4 separate regions of the Homo sapiens genome follow, and regions 2, 3 and 4 are each linked to region 1. Evidence: chromatin contacts called from ENCODE Hi-C or POLR2A ChIA-PET data. All regions are on one chromosome and are shown on one strand. Each heading gives the region's core, a stretch centred on a gene start or an enhancer-like site at or near the end of the contact. The rest is flanking DNA. Distances are from core to core; before and after follow the strand shown. Region 1 holds the start of MCCC2 (methylcrotonyl-CoA carboxylase subunit 2). Region 2 has its middle 13 kb from the start of LINC02198. Region 3 holds the start of SLC30A5 (solute carrier family 30 member 5). Region 4 holds the start of KGD4 (alpha-ketoglutarate dehydrogenase subunit 4).

Region 1 (3,643 bases), core at 765-3,264:
AAGTGCTAGGATGATAGGCATGAGCCACTGCACCCGGCCAAAACAGGTATGACTTTTAAAGAAAGCAAGGAATCATATCCTATTGTGTCTTTTCTGTCTTCGGGTGGTGATTTTAAGTACTTTGCATCATTGAAGAACTATTTAGAGAAAAATAAAGTGTGGCAATTAAAATATCAAACCCTCTCTTCTGATACCCTGATACATATGAAAAGTCAGTTTTTACTGGCCTTTTTTTCTGTTGACCATGGGAGGCAAGCACAGTGTAAATCATACCTTTGCAGTTTAGCTCATGCTCTCCTCCATTTGCACAAAGCCTGGCCATGTTCATTGCTCAGTCCACTCTCAACGCTTCTGCAAGGCTCAGCTGCAACCCTTTCCCAATTGCATTCTGTTCCTTTAATGTCTGTCCTACACAGTTCAGTAAGAAATCATGTGGCCATTTGTATTATTTTCTTATAAGTACCTTGAAGTCTGAACCTAAGTTTACCTCCAGGTGTAGACGCACCCTTTCTCTACCCCATCCTCCCCCTTTACTCTGCCCCACTAAGCAACCAATGGAGTAGAAGTAGTAAGTGCTCAATAAATATGTGAATGAAAAACCTTAAGTTCAAGGCATTTTGTATAGAATGTTTTAATTTTTATGGGTATATTTGGAGTCCTTTATTTAAGACCACAGTGCTGATGTCCACAATCTGTCACTACATAGTGCCTGGTGTGGTGGCTCATGTCTGTAATCCCAGCACTTTGGGAGGCTGTGGCGGGCAGATCGCTTGAGTCCAGGAGTTCAAGACCAGCATAGCCAACATGGTGAAACCCCTACAAAAATAAAAAATTAGCCGGGCTTGGTGGCACAAACCTGTAGTCTCAGCTACTGGAAAGGCTGAGGTGGGAGGTCAAGGATTCAGCGAGCTGTGATCGTGCCACTGCATTGCAGCCTGGGCGACAGAGTGAGGCCCTGTCTCAAAAAATGAAATAAAGTAAAAAATAAAAATAACTACATAGCGAAAATAATCAGAAGAATGTTTAAGGTCTCCAGTGAAAGGACAACAGGCTTGTTGTGCTGTTCGCAAGCACGTGTTAGATGCGATTCACTCATGTTGTTGGTGTGTCACTGGGGGTTGTGACTGCAAGTTGTCCAGGTTCTTGGCATTGTGAACAAAGAATTGGACAAAACGCCCAGCAAAGCAAAGAAAGAACAAGGCAACGAAAGAACGAAAGCAGGGATTTACCGAAAACGAAAGTGCACTCCACAATGTGGGAGCGGACCGAGCAGAGCTCAAGGGCCCGGATATAGAATCTTCTTGGGTCCAAATACCCACTAGAAGTTTCCTATTGGCCATTTTATGCTCACCTCAAACCCGATTGGTTGCAAGAAGCAAGCAGTCAGAGGCTAGGGTGAAATTACAAAGTTATACTTCTATGCAAACGAAGACTGGACCCCCAATCAGTCTGATTGGTTGTGGACAGCAACCATTCAGAGGCTGGAGTTAAGGTTCAAACTTGGCAAAGCAAGCCTCCACCAGCAGTAAGTCTGATTTGTCGGGGACAGCCAATTTCCTATCTGCCCTGCGGAAAAGGTGGGGGGGTTTGCAAAGGGAGTAGCCTTTGGTCCTTTTGTTACTTAGGCATGGAAAGTTAGGGTTTTCCTTTCAGTTTAGCTCTAGGAAGTCAGCGTGAGACAGCCTTAGGTTCCCTGCTTCCAGACTTATTCTCCTGCCTTAGGTACAGTCACTATCGTGATATTATCTATCGCTGTGTCAACACAACACCAATCCAAGCCCAACCGCAGCTCTCTCACTGCCGCACCGCTTCGTGAGGGTCGATCCGCCGGGGAGACCTGCTCTCCTGCGCTCGGGACTAGACGCGACCTCGCGGGGCTGAGGCTCTGTCCCTTATTGGCTGGGTCAGGGGGCGTGGCGCGGCTTGACCAATCGCGGGCGGCGCGCTTAGGCACGTGTGTGGACAGGCCTGAGAATCAGAGAAACCTTCTCTGGGGCTGCAAGGACCTGAGCTCAGCTTCCGCCCCAGCCAGGGAAGCGGCAGGGGAAAGCACCGGCTCCAGGCCAGCGTGGGCCGCTCTCTCGCTCGGTGCCCGCCGCCATGTGGGCCGTCCTGAGGTTAGCCCTGCGGCCGTGTGCCCGCGCCTCTCCCGCCGGGCCGCGCGCCTATCACGGGGACTCGGTGGCCTCGCTGGGCACCCAGCCGGACTTGGGCTCTGCCCTCTACCAGGTAGGCTGAGCGCCCCGGTGGCCTGGCCGCCGGTGCCAGGCTAGGAAGCAAGTGGAGGAGGGGCACGCTTCAACAACTGCTGCTCTCTTGTCCGGAGCCCCAGTTGATTCTGTGACGCACGTGAAGTTTGAAGAAGAAAAGCCTAACAGATACAAGAAAGTTTAGTTCACTTTTAGAGCTGGCACTGTACTTTGTGTCTTTGAAATCAGTGGTTCTTAAAGCCTGGTTTAGAATTGCCACCTGGGGAGCTAGCTGAATAGCTGCCTGAGCCCTACTCTGGACCTTGTGGGTCTCAGGTGGAGTCGCTGTGTTTATATTGTTAGTGAACTCATTAGGGGACTTTTGGCAGCCAGCTTTGGGAACCACTGGCCTAGAGCAGCCCAACGAGGGGCGCTGTGCTTAGGAAATTTGAGTTTAAAAGTTGATTATGATGGCCGAGCCCAGTGGCTCACGCCTGTAATCCCAGCGCTTTGGGAGGCCCTGGCGGGTGGATTACCTGAGATCAGGAGTTCGAGAACAGCCTGGCCAACGTGGTGAAACCCCATCTCTACTAAGAATACAAAAATTAGCCGGGCATGGTGGCGCGCGCCTGTAATCCCAGCTACCTGGGAGGCTGAGGCAGGGGAATCGCTTGAACTTGGGAGGCGGAGGTTGCAGTGAGCTGAGATCGTGCCATTGCACTCCAGCCTTGGCAACAAGAGCGAACTCTGTCTCAAAAAAAAAAAAAAAAAAAAGTTGGTTATGTTAATAGAAAATATCCCACAGTATCTTTGAGTGGCTTTTCTTGGAATTAGGAGGCATCATAAGGCCAAAAAACTCAAAACTTGCGAAATATCAGAGCTGGAAAATTTCACTGTGTTCCCACGATTTCTAAGCCTATACAGATAACATCTAAATAGTGCAAACAACACACAATTGTTTGTCAGTCCAGAATGTTTAATTCAGAATTATTAAGTGGTTATTGTGGTCTAGGCACTATTTTAGATATTTGGCATGGATGCGTAGGAATGGAACTAATAATTTTGTAGGGAAGATGGACAAGAAAGCAGGTAACTGTGGTACAGTGTAAGAAGGGTTGTCTAAAGCTTGAGAAGGTGGTTACAGAAAGCTACCGATAGGAAGTAATGGGTGAGATGAATCTTGGGTAAGAGCTGGCCAAGTTCAGGGTGCAGGATGGAAGGTAAGACTGTATAAACCAAGAGAGTTACAAGAACATAGGTACTGAGTTATGAAAGTGTATATCTGGTGTGAGGACTTGAATTCCATGTCTAGGACATGGAATTCATTGAATAGTGTCTGGTGATGGGATTGATTGATTATGGGGCCAGATAGAGGAGGATCTTCCATGCAAAAGCCACATTTAGATTCCATTTGGCAGGTTGTCCATTAAAATATTTAAGTAGATAAGTGGCAT
Region 2 (3,643 bases), core at 322-2,821, 2.5 Mb before region 1:
ACTACATCCTAGCCTATACCTAGAAGAGATTGGTGACAAAATGAGCTGCTGTTCGTTATCACAAAGAATTCTAGAAACTGGGGCAGGAATCAATAGTGCAATTCTCAGGCAGGTTGTCTAACACCACCTTGAACATGGAGAGAAGAAAGGGGAGTATTTAATTGTGCATAAGATTCAGATAGGGAAAGTCATGACTAATGAATTAACAGGACTTCTGTTTTTATCCAAACTCTGCCAGACTGACAAATCAGAAGAAGCTGTCAATACGCAGCTTCACCATTTGAACTCAGCATTTGACAGAGACTTTTACCTTGTGAACAAGACAGAAGAATGTGGCCCAGATGATCACAAAGATAGGTGCTAATTATGAATCAATGTCAGCCCAGAGTTTCTAGTGTAAAGGAATTCTGTTTGCAGACTTGTCCTGTTCATTGAGTAAATAGTTGAGTGTACAGTTGGCTTGCTAATGCACTTCTCTGACTGCTGGGAAAGGTAGCCAATATATTTAATATGGCAGAGTGAAGATCCAAAGGCTCTAACGATAAGCCAAACTTAATAAAAATTTTAACTGAAATAAATGTAAAGCCCTACGCTTACATTTTTTTCGTGCATAAGAACAGAATCAGGTCCAGGCGCGGTGGCTCACACCTGTAATCCCAGCACTTTGAGAGGCCGAGGTGGGCGGATCACCTGAGGACGGGAGTTCAAGACCGCCTGACCAACATGGAGAAACCCCGTCTCTACTAAAAATACAAAAAAAAAAATTAGCCGGGCATGGTGGCGCATGCCTTTAATCCCGGCTACTCGGGAGGCTGAGGCAGGAGAATCGCTTGAACCCGGGAGGCGGAGGTTGTGGTGAGCCGAGATTGCACCATTGCACTCCAGCCTGGGCAACAAGAGTGGAAACTCCGTCTCAAAAAAAAAAGAACAGAATCAGAAAAACATGACTAGGCCCCTAATTAAACATGGTGGGGTTTATTTCTTTCTTGTTTTATTTCTTCTGTCCTCCCAAACCTATCAAAATGATAATAGATTAATTTTTGACAAAAAGTAAAACTCAAAAAAAAAAGAATGAGAGAGGAGAAATAGAAGACAGGAGATATGAGCAATAATTTGAAACACAGAAAGTGCATAGTAACTGATTTAGCAGAGCCTACCGTCAATGGGTCTGCAAAGAAGAATTCCAATGAAAGTGAAACCAATTCACTCCCAAGAACCCTGGAAAGACCTAGCACTAGGTTCTGTCCGGGTGCTGCAGAAAGGAGTGGTGAAGCACTGAGTGAAAAGTAATAGTGTGTGAAAGTATTCATATTAATAGAATGAGCTGCTTAGTGAGGGTGTGTTTTCATTCACTGAAGATGTTGGAGCAGAATTAAACACTAATCAAATATGTTATAAAAGTGATTCAAATGTTGGACACAAACTTGACTCCAATGACTTTTAAAGCCCCATCACTCTGAAATCCTATGATTCTAGAATTTATAGTTACTTACAAAATTGTGTAGACAGGACTTCAATAGGTTTTAGGTACTTCCGGATGTATTTTTATCAGCGTCCAATAGGTGGCGCTGTGGTATAAGATGAGACTCAGCAAATGGCTGCCCTTACTTGATTCTCCTGTGCCCTACCGAGTGTCTAATAACAAGTAACAGCTAGAATGTTTGATTTTTTTTAATCGGAAATCTAAACCCAGAGATTCAGAACACCTAGGTTTCATAGTTCTTGTGGCGCATGAGCCTTTGTGTGATTTAGTTTGTCATCCTTCTCTGTCCTTCCGTCTTATTCCTATCCAAGTTGTGGCACTTCAATGTATTTGTCGTTCTCGGACAGCAAAGTAAGTCAAACGCGAAACAACTCCCCCTTCACATCCCGGATGCCCTGCCTCCATTGCGTGTACCCTTTATCTCAGGGCTCTGAGTGTGTGGGGCTCTACAAGCGTTATCTCCCTTGATTTAAAAAATAATAATAAATAAAAACAAGACAAAACAAAGAACTTACTGTTCCAGCACAAGTTTACATCAGTATCGATCAGGAATACGATTGTCTCCGGCTGTCCTCCCTTTTCTGCTGATTAGGAGATTCATGCTTCGCTTCTTTGTTTTTGTTGTTTTTGTTTTCGTTTTGATTTATTAAATGAATTCCTTCATATCATAGCCAAGTCCAATACACTTTGCTTCCTAAAAGCTAATTACTTAATATCTAGCTCTTATTGACAAATTTTGCCACTCATCAAAGTTGTAAAACTTGGTTTCTTCATTTCCCTTTATCTGCTTCAGATTTACAAGGTCCCTGGGGAATTTCTGCTTCTCATCAAGGAATGTCTCCATCAACTCCATATATTCAGGTAACTCTGCTCCCACATTGAAGACTCAAATCCAGGAAAATTTCCTAACATGAGGCATCTGTAAAGCTGTCCAATTCACCCTCTTGGCATAACCTGTCCCGCAGGGTTTTTCAACTTAATGATTTTTTTTTTCATTTTGGCTAAATGCCATTAGTCCACCCAGAAAGCAAGACTGGCCTTTTTGTTTGTTTGTTTTTAACGGAGGTTTCACTCTTGTTGCCCAGGCTGGAGTGCAGTGGCGCGATCTCAGCTCACTGCAACCTCCGCCTTCCAGGTTCAAGCAATTCTCCTCCCTCAGCCTCCCAAGTAGTTGAGATTACAGGCACGTGCCACCACTCACAGCCAATTTTTGTATTTTTATTAAAGACGGGGTTTCACCATGTTGCATGTTGGCCAGGCTGGTCTCAAACTCCTGACCTCAAGTGATATGCCTGCCTCAGCCTCCCAAAGTGCTGGGATTACAGACGTGAGCCATTGCACCGGCCAAGGCTGCCTTTTTTAAATACTTGAGTCTAGTCTAACTGACAAGAAATGTTAGTGAGTTGAGCTGGGGGGGAAAAGGCCCATACTCACAATGCAAAACAGTAACAAACCCCAAACAACAACAGCAACAACAACAAAAAACCAGCATTCTTTCCATGACCAGATTTTCAATAGTAATTTCATCTTTGCACCTTGTGTAAGTACACATCCTAGCAGCCTTGCTCAGTTACATATCTGATTGACTCCTGTTGTTTTACTTGGTTTTCTAAAATGTCCTCTGTACTAATCTGATCTGAACTCATATTTTCCATCAGTTCTATACCAACTTTCTAGACTTGATCTTTCTGTTGTTCTCTGGAAAGAACAGAAGTATTTAGAGCAGTTAATAAGCACTTGTGGAAACCTCTCTGAGTTGTTTGTCTCACAGAAGGAAGAGTTACACCTGGCTAATTAGTCCTCCAACTACATCGTTTCTGTAGTTTCAAAACGTTCTCACATTTCCAACATCAGTGGTGTAAGTGAACACCCACCCACCCCAAATCACAAAATAAAAAACTTTCAAAGGAATGTTATGCATTTGTCATACAGATTCTCATATGTTTATTTTAAATTTATTATGTTCATAACATATTTAGTCTGTTAAGTAGCTTATAATGTTGGGTTGGAAGTAGTGTTCTTAGTGGTCCTTGTAATCTGCTATCAGGCAAATTGCAGAGCCTATTGAAAAGGAAAGATTTTCAACTTTGTGGGTTCGAATTCTACATACAAGCCCCTACTCAAGCCGCATTCATTTATGTTGTGATGAAGCTGTGTACT
Region 3 (3,643 bases), core at 590-3,089, 2.5 Mb before region 1:
ATCTCCGGGTTCAAGCCATTCTCCTCCTCAGCCTCCCGAGTAGCTGGGAGTACAGGCATGCACCACCCCACCCGACTAATTTTGTATTTTTAGTAGAGACAGGGTTTCGCCATGTTGGTCAGGCTGGTCTCAAACTCCTGACCTCAGGTGATCCACCCGCCTCAGCCTCCCAACTGCTGGGATTACAGGCATGAGCCACTGTGCCCTCTGCCTATGGAGTAGCCATTCTTTTATTCCTTTACTTTTTTAATAAACTTGCTTTCACTTTACTGTATGGACTTGCCTCGAATTCTTTCTTGCGTGAGATCCAAGCTCTCCTGGGGTCTGGATGGGGACCCCCTTTTCAGGTAACACTACCTGACCTGTTTTTACAGATGTGCCTGGATTACACAGTTTCACAGGCAGAATTTAAAGAAAATCAACGCTTTCCTTTTCAAAAAGGAGACAAAACAGTTTGCAGCAACACTTAACAAAATCCTCTTCCTTCTCCTATGTTCTGTCCTCACACAGTTGGATTCCAGGGCCTCTAGCAACAACGGTTACCAGTACTCCAGGCCCCACACAAAAAGCCACAAAAGCAGTCACCTTCCTCCGTTACTTTATTTGATAGATGACCCCAGGCTCCCTGTGGCAAAGAAGAATCCTTTCTTTTTCTTTCTTTTTTTTTTTTTTTCCAGAGACGGTCTTGCTCTGTTGCCCAGGCTGGAGCACAGTAGCATGATCATGCCTTATTGCAACCTTGACCTCCCACGTTCAAGCGATCCTTCCGCCTCTCCCTCCTGAGTGGCTGGGACCACAGGCATATGCCACGCCTGGCTAATTGTTTTTGTATTTTTGATAGAGACAGGGTTTTGCCATGTTGCCCAGGATAAGAATGTTTCTTTAGAAATCTGGAAATTGCCTTTAGGTTCCCTTAGGAGTAGGAGAGAAGGCCATGAAGTTTCGCACGTGGTCACTCCTAGAAAATTGCCCTGGGATAGTTTGCTGAGGAGGCAAATTTTGGTCAATACTAGTTTCTCCTCTCCAAAGTCCATCAAAGGCATTGTTCAAAAGAAATGGCCGTACCACTATTTGTAATTGATTCTCTACAGCTTCAAAAATAGTTATCTCTGGTTGGGGGAAGGGCACGTGAACTTTTAAGACTTCGGGCCTTCTCATCACAAAAATGATCCATACTCACAAAAACTTAGAGGCAGAGGGTATGTTAACCTAGATTAAGAATCTCTAGGCCGAGTGCGGTGGCTCACTCCTGTAATCGCAGCACTTTGGGAGGCCGAGGTGGGTGGATCACCTGAGGTCAGGAGTTCGAGACCAGCCTGACCAACATGGAGAAACCCCGTCTCTACTAAAAATACAAAATTAGCCAGGTGTGGTGGCACATGCCTGTAATCCCAGCTACTTGGGAGACTGAGGCAGGAGAATCGCTTGAACCTGGGAGGTGGAAGTTGCCGTGAGCCGAGATCGCGCCATTGCACTCCAGCCTGGGCAACAGGAGCGAAACTCCATCTCAAAACAAAAAAAAAAAGAATCCCTAACGCAGAGGAAAAGATTGGTGAGCTTTGTTTAATCACACACGCTGTACATTTTCCACGCCCTCCCCCTCTGCCCTACAGGAATCCGCTGTACTTCTGACGGCCCATAGGTGGCACTGTAGGGACAGGTAAGTGCACAGGGAGCGCCACCCGGAGAGGCTGATAGGAGGCGGAGCTTCAATGCGACACAACGTGGCGGGAGGAGCCTAAGGGACGAGGAAAGGCGAGTGTTCTGCTTGCGCAGACGCAAGGCTGGGCACTCCCCCGGGAGTGAGGGTTGCTGGGCCTGATGACGTGGCTTGGCAACGTCCCTACCGCCGCTGCTTCCCGGGAACCTGGCGCCGCCGGAACTGATCGCGGCCTAGTCCCGACGCGTGTGTGCTAGTGAGCCGGAGCCGGCGACGGCGGCAGTGGCGGCCCGGCCTGCAGGAGCCCGACGGGGTCTCTGCCATGGGGGAGTGACGCGCCTGCACCCGCTGTTCCGCGGCAGCGGCGAGACATGAGGAGACCCCGCGACAGGGGCAGCGGCGGCGGCTCGTGAGCCCCGGGATGGAGGAGAAATACGGCGGGGACGTGCTGGCCGGCCCCGGCGGCGGCGGCGGCCTTGGGCCGGTGGACGTACCCAGCGCTCGGTAAGGGACCGATCCGGAAGGCAGCGACCGGCCGGGTCGCTCAGGATGCACTTTCTCCGGCCTCCCTCCGGTCTCCGCTGACAGCCCGGGACGTCCCGGGGTCGGCGCGCCCTCTCCCCCTGCCTGCCTCCCTGCGCGCAGGCTGCCTCCGGGCTCCCCGGGCTCTTCGGGTGCCTGCTGCAGAAGGAAGGCGCTAAAGCCAAAAAGCTTCTGCTTGAATTTCTGGGTTACAAGGCAGACAGTCAGTCTTAGAACTGCCCGCCAGTTCACGTGAGAGGTTTTTCTGATCTGTGAGAAGCCTTTCTCTTGGCTGTTTCTCCCTGAAATAGTCTGGCGACTACTTAACCTTTCTGACGTTTCCCTGCATAAATTAGGGGAAGGTGTCACCATCAGCTCTCTTCAGGCGACGAAACCAAAGTACATACGTGAACTTGGATGTTCAGGGGAACTTGGATGTTCAGATTAACTGAGCACATCGAGGGTCCAGCCCCGTTTTCTTTTTTTATTTTGTTCTTAAATAAGAAATGTGTCCTCGTTGTCAAAAAAAAATCTAAACAGCAAAGCAATTCATAGAGTAAAAAGTGAAAATTCCCACTTCCTCTCTTCAATTCTCCCACCAACCCGAAAAGTAAGGGACCAACAGGTGCAGCGACCACTTTCTAGTGTATCCTTCCTAAGTTCTGAGATAGTGTCGAAAATGCACAAAATACAGCCCTGCAATTTGGCTGGAACTGGTGTTCTTTGCCTCCATTTTTAACGAGTTCTTCCCATTCTGGAATAAATACTTCTTTGATATTTAAAGAAAGTGATAAATGTGATAAATTCTTTAGAACTGTAGTAATAGCATTATAACGTAACTTTTTTTTTTTTTTTTTTTTTTGAGACGGAGTTTCGCTCTTGTTCCCAGGCTGGAGTGCAATGGCGCGATCTCGGCTCACGACAACCTCCGCTTCCCGGGTTCAAAAGATTCTCCTGCCTCAGCCTCCCGAGGAGCTGGGATTATAGACATACTCCACCACGCCTGGCTAATGTTTTGTATTTTTAGTAGAGACGAGGTTTCTCCATGTTGGTGTGGCTGGTCTTGAGCTCCCGACCTCGTGATCGGCCTGCCTCGGTCTTCCAAAGTGCCGGGATTACAGGCATGAGCCACCGCGCCCGCCCAACATAAGCATTTGTTATGAAAAGGGAAGAACACCACATAGGACAGAACTTAAACCAACTGCATTTTTGTAGCATAAATTTAATTTTCTAATCTATTTTGAGCATCTCATTTTGTAAATAACAGCATATCAGATGTTAATTCTTGAGACATGACAACTAAATGCAATAGGCAATTCTGGTCTGATTTGGTAGTAGGGGAAAAGTGCTTTAAAGGATGTTACTGGGTCAATTGACAAAACTGGACTATGGACAGTAGATTAAATAAAAGTTTCATATCAGGCCGGTCGCAGTGGCTCACACCTGTAATCCCAACACTTT
Region 4 (3,643 bases), core at 655-3,154, 2.4 Mb before region 1:
AGCCTGGTGTGGTGGCGGGTGCCTGTAGTCCCAGCTACCTGGGAGGCTGAGGTGGGAGAATGGTGTGAACCAGGGAGGCGGAGCTTGCAGTGAGCCGAGTTGGCACCACTGCACTCCAGCCTGGGTGACAGAGCAAGACTCTGTCTCAAAAAAAAAAAGAATTACCACAGATGAATGGATAAGCAAAATGTGGTATACACATATAATGGGATTTTTTCAGCCTTAAAAAAGAAATTCTGACACATTCTACAACATGAATGAACTCTGAAGACATGCTAAGTGAAACAAGCTAATTACAAAAGGACAAATACTGTTATGGCTCCACGTACATTAAGTACCCACAGTAGTCAAATTCATAGACAGAAAGTAAAATGATAGTTGTCAGAGGCTGAGGGAAGGAGGAATAAGTTTTTGTTTAATGGGTACAGTTTCTGAAGATGGTAACAATTGCCCAACAATGTGAATGTACTTAATGTGACTGAACTGCACATTTGAAAATAATTAAAATGGGGCCAGGCGCAGTGGCTCACGCCTGTAATACCAGCACTTAGGGAGGCTGAGGTGGGTGGATCACTTGAGGCCAGGAGTTGGAGATTAGTCTGGCCAATATGGTGAAACTCTGTCTCTACCAAAAATACAAAAATTAGCCAGGCGTGGTGGCGGGCGTCTGTAATCCCAGCTACTGGGGAGGCTGAGGCTGGAGAATTGCTTGAATCCAGGAGGCAAAGGTTGCAGTGACCTGAGATCACGCCACAGCACTCCAGGCTGGGCAACAGAGCGAGACTCCGTCTCAAAAAAAAAAAAAAAAACCACAAAAACAAAACAAAACAAAACGGGTTAATGGCCTCTCTGTAGTCACTGAATCCCAATAGACCATACCTGGGTTCAGTAATTTATATTTCTAAAAAGATCCCAAGACTTAGAAATCACTGATGTATATCATCAAACACATTGGTCAAGCTTACAATACTATATATAACCTAAGCATTATCACAGAACGTAATGTAACTTTTTTTTTTTTTGAGACGGAGTCTCCCTCTGTCGCTCAGGCCGGAGTGCAGTGGCACACTCTCGGCTTACTGCAACCTCTGCCTTCTGGGTTCAAGCAATTCTCCTGCCTCACCTCCTGAGTAGCTGGGACTACAGGCGCCCGCCACCACGCCCGGCTAATTTTTGTATTTTTAGTAGAGACAGGGTTTTACAATGTTGGCCAGTCTGGTGTCGAACTCCTGACCTCAAGTGATCCGCCCGCCTCAGCCTCCCAAAGTGCTGGCATTACAGGCGTGAGCCATAGCGCCCCGCCCGTAATGTAATTTTGGGGGAAAGATATGAGTGGCTTACATTTCAAATATTTCTGAATTTTTGAGTTATCTCAACTTGAAGCAAAGGCCCAGCAGTTCGATATCAGGAGTAATAAACGGTAAAGAAAACAGAAACAAATTACAATCAAGCAATGCCAATCAGCAAGAGAGTGTGACATGGCCCTTTTTAAGCCAGAGTAAACTCTTGTGAGCTTGCCACTAACTCCCATTTTAACGAAATTATTCATTTTAGGAAACCGCAAGGTTTTTTTTTTGTTTTTCTTTAATTTTTTTAATCTTTGCAAGAGCTGTCAGATAAGAAGGTTGTATTATTTATTTGGTTCCAGATAAAATTTTGAACTATATCGAAATTATAGACTGGCTTTCTGGAAAGGAAATGGTCCTAGACAATTTATAGGCTAATGAGCAGAGACCCACCTTAACAAAATTTTGTCCCCAAAACGAAACAATAGAACACACGTGGGTGGATCCTAGTAGGGAGAAGGGGTGGGCGGGGTCAGGCACAGGGGGCGGAGCCAGCCCCACGGCGGAGGAGAGCCCAGTCCGGTCTCCGCCTCCGTGACGTCCCGGGAAGCACCGCCCACAGCTGCCCGGGACTCCAGTGATCGCCGCGGCTCGCTCGCGCCCCGGAAACTGCCCCTTCTCGGGGGTCATGATGGGCAGCAAGATGGCGTCTGCTAGTAGGGTCGTTCAGGTAAAGCAATTTGTCGCGTTTCCGCATCTTGGGCGGTAGGGACGGTGCTGACTATGGCGACGGCGTCGGGGAGTAAAGGCGGTGGCAGAGGCAGAGCGGTGACCGCGCCTCTGCGGAGGGCCAGTGACGGCGCCCGCGGGTGTGTGTGAGGATGGGACTTTGAGCCTGTTGGACCGGGCAGTGAGGTGGGTCCGGCGCCGAGGGTTCGAGCCTTGCGGCAACCGTGCAGCATCTTGGCAGGTAGGTCCTGTACCTACTGCCGGGATCCCCCGCTCCTCCGCCAGGACCTTGTTAGTCTTAGGCGTGTGCGGGTGAGGCGACCCTGGCGGTAGCCTGGCCAATCGCCGTCTAGGATTGGCTGTGGTGCCCCCGATCAGCCAATCGGAAGGAAGGCGGTAGCGGGGCGTGGAAGGAAGCGAACCCTGGATCTGACCCACTGTCCCTTCAAGGTCTCGGGAATGGTCGGGCAACTGGCCCCGCGTACTGCGTCCTCGCCGGAGCGGGTTCTCCCCAACCTCTCCAAGCGTCTGGCTACAGGCCAGATGAGGGAAATAGAAAAGTAAACTTAAGTTTAATTAGTATGTGTGTGTGTATATTAATGTGTGTGTGTGTGTGTGTGTGTGTGTGTATAAGCGTTGGTTTCACAAGCCTATTTTCCCCTGGTTTAGATAGACAGCTAAAGTAACTTTGTTAATCCACCTATCAGCTACTAACTCCTGATAGCCTTTTTATTTGTTTCTTCAGCTGTGGTTCTAACTTAGGTAAAATTATTATATAAGTGGAACACAACCTCCACTTTTGTGGTTGGTTTACATAGTCTTTGAACCCTGAAACTATATTATTTTATAATTGACTTTTATCTTTGATATGAGAAGTACATTCCGCTTTATATAAGTACATCTCTTAAAAGACCTTTTTCTAAATTCCTGAAATTGTTGTCTGAATGATAATCCTAGATCCCAGTCTTTGGTCCCATTGCAATGAATGATCCTTACTTATTCAGTAGGTAGTTACTGAGCATCAACTAGTTAAAGATTCTGTAAGGACTGAGAGACTGACAAAGGTCTGTTATCCATAATATATAACCATATGTATCAATAATATATAACAATTTAAAAATGGGTAAAAGACTTGGCGTGTTGCACAAAAGATACCCAAATGAGCAATGAACATTTTAAAAGGTGCTCAATATCATTACTTGCCAGGAAAATAAAAATTAAAACCATGAGGTCCTACACATCCACCAAAATGACTAAAATTTAGACGTCAGTGGTGATGAGAATGTGAAGCGTCTGAAACCCTCAATATTGCTGGTGGGAATATAAAATGTTATAGCCACTTTGGAAAGCTGTCAGTCTCTAATAGTTAAGCATGTATCTACCGTATGACCCAGCAATTCTACTCATAGGTTTATTGCCCAAGAGAAGTGAATGCACATACTGTCTCTGTACGTAAATGTTCACAGAAAAAAAAGAGTTACTAGCAAAGAACTGGGGTCCAGAGCTGAGGGGTTCCAGCCTGGCAGCAGGAGTGTGGCATCTCAGCAGGCAGGTACTATATATACTGCCATGGGGTCCCTGGCTCTATTTCTGATAGCCCCCAAACCACAAACAATCTCTATGTCTGT

The links. A loop is a pair of places that touch in the nucleus more often than their neighbours do. ChIA-PET counts read pairs that join two places held with the same protein, here RNA polymerase II (POLR2A). Pooled maps may share reads with other maps.
Region 2: a map of CD8-positive, alpha-beta T cell shows a loop between it and region 1 (6-fold over the local background). The contact joins the enhancer-like site here to the promoter of MCCC2 in region 1. A Hi-C loop is called at or near these places in 1 of 168 maps with a recorded cell type or tissue (CD8-positive, alpha-beta T cell), 1 of 37 single-sample maps with no recorded cell type and 5 of 50 pooled maps.
Region 3: a map of CD8-positive, alpha-beta T cell shows a loop between it and region 1 (15-fold over the local background). The contact joins the promoter of SLC30A5 here to the promoter of MCCC2 in region 1. A Hi-C loop is called at or near these places in 3 of 168 maps with a recorded cell type or tissue (CD4-positive, alpha-beta T cell, CD8-positive, alpha-beta T cell and naive thymus-derived CD4-positive, alpha-beta T cell), 2 of 37 single-sample maps with no recorded cell type and 11 of 50 pooled maps. POLR2A ChIA-PET finds 5 or more read pairs at or near these places in 2 of 52 experiments (CD4-positive, alpha-beta T cell and HEK293).
Region 4: a loop to region 1 is called in a map of posterior cingulate gyrus, with 7 times the contacts of the local background. The contact joins the promoter of KGD4 here to the promoter of MCCC2 in region 1. A Hi-C loop is called at or near these places in 1 of 168 maps with a recorded cell type or tissue (posterior cingulate gyrus), 1 of 37 single-sample maps with no recorded cell type and 8 of 50 pooled maps. POLR2A ChIA-PET finds 5 or more read pairs at or near these places in 2 of 52 experiments (B cell and CD8-positive, alpha-beta memory T cell).

What each region holds. Positions count from the first base shown.
Region 1 is chr5:71,585,326-71,588,968 of GRCh38, forward strand. MCCC2 (methylcrotonyl-CoA carboxylase subunit 2) reads left to right here and starts at 2,015. Exons shown (of 17, transcript NM_022132.5): 1 at 2,015-2,229. The coding sequence starts at 2,101. RefSeq lists an enhancer at 1,674-2,460.
Region 2 is chr5:69,041,445-69,045,087 of GRCh38, forward strand. No RefSeq gene overlaps it. Among named protein-coding and RNA genes, the nearest start is that of LINC02198, 13 kb to the left of the region's middle. Within about 2 kb of position 1,572, at least 28 of the 41 ENCODE cell types and tissues checked have a DNase peak (open chromatin) inside an H3K27ac peak, as active enhancers do; they include CD8-positive, alpha-beta T cell, where a contact is called at or near this core.
Region 3 is chr5:69,092,175-69,095,817 of GRCh38, forward strand. It overlaps SLC30A5 (solute carrier family 30 member 5), which reads left to right and starts at 1,840. Exons shown (of 16, transcript NM_022902.5): 1 at 1,840-2,164. The coding sequence starts at 2,082. RefSeq lists silencers at 1,553-1,662, 1,993-2,282, 2,328-2,622 and an enhancer at 1,763-1,862.
Region 4 is chr5:69,215,856-69,219,498 of GRCh38, forward strand. It overlaps KGD4 (alpha-ketoglutarate dehydrogenase subunit 4), which reads left to right and starts at 1,905. Exons shown (of 4, transcript NM_033281.6): 1 at 1,905-2,016. The coding sequence starts at 1,975. RefSeq lists an enhancer at 2,187-2,481.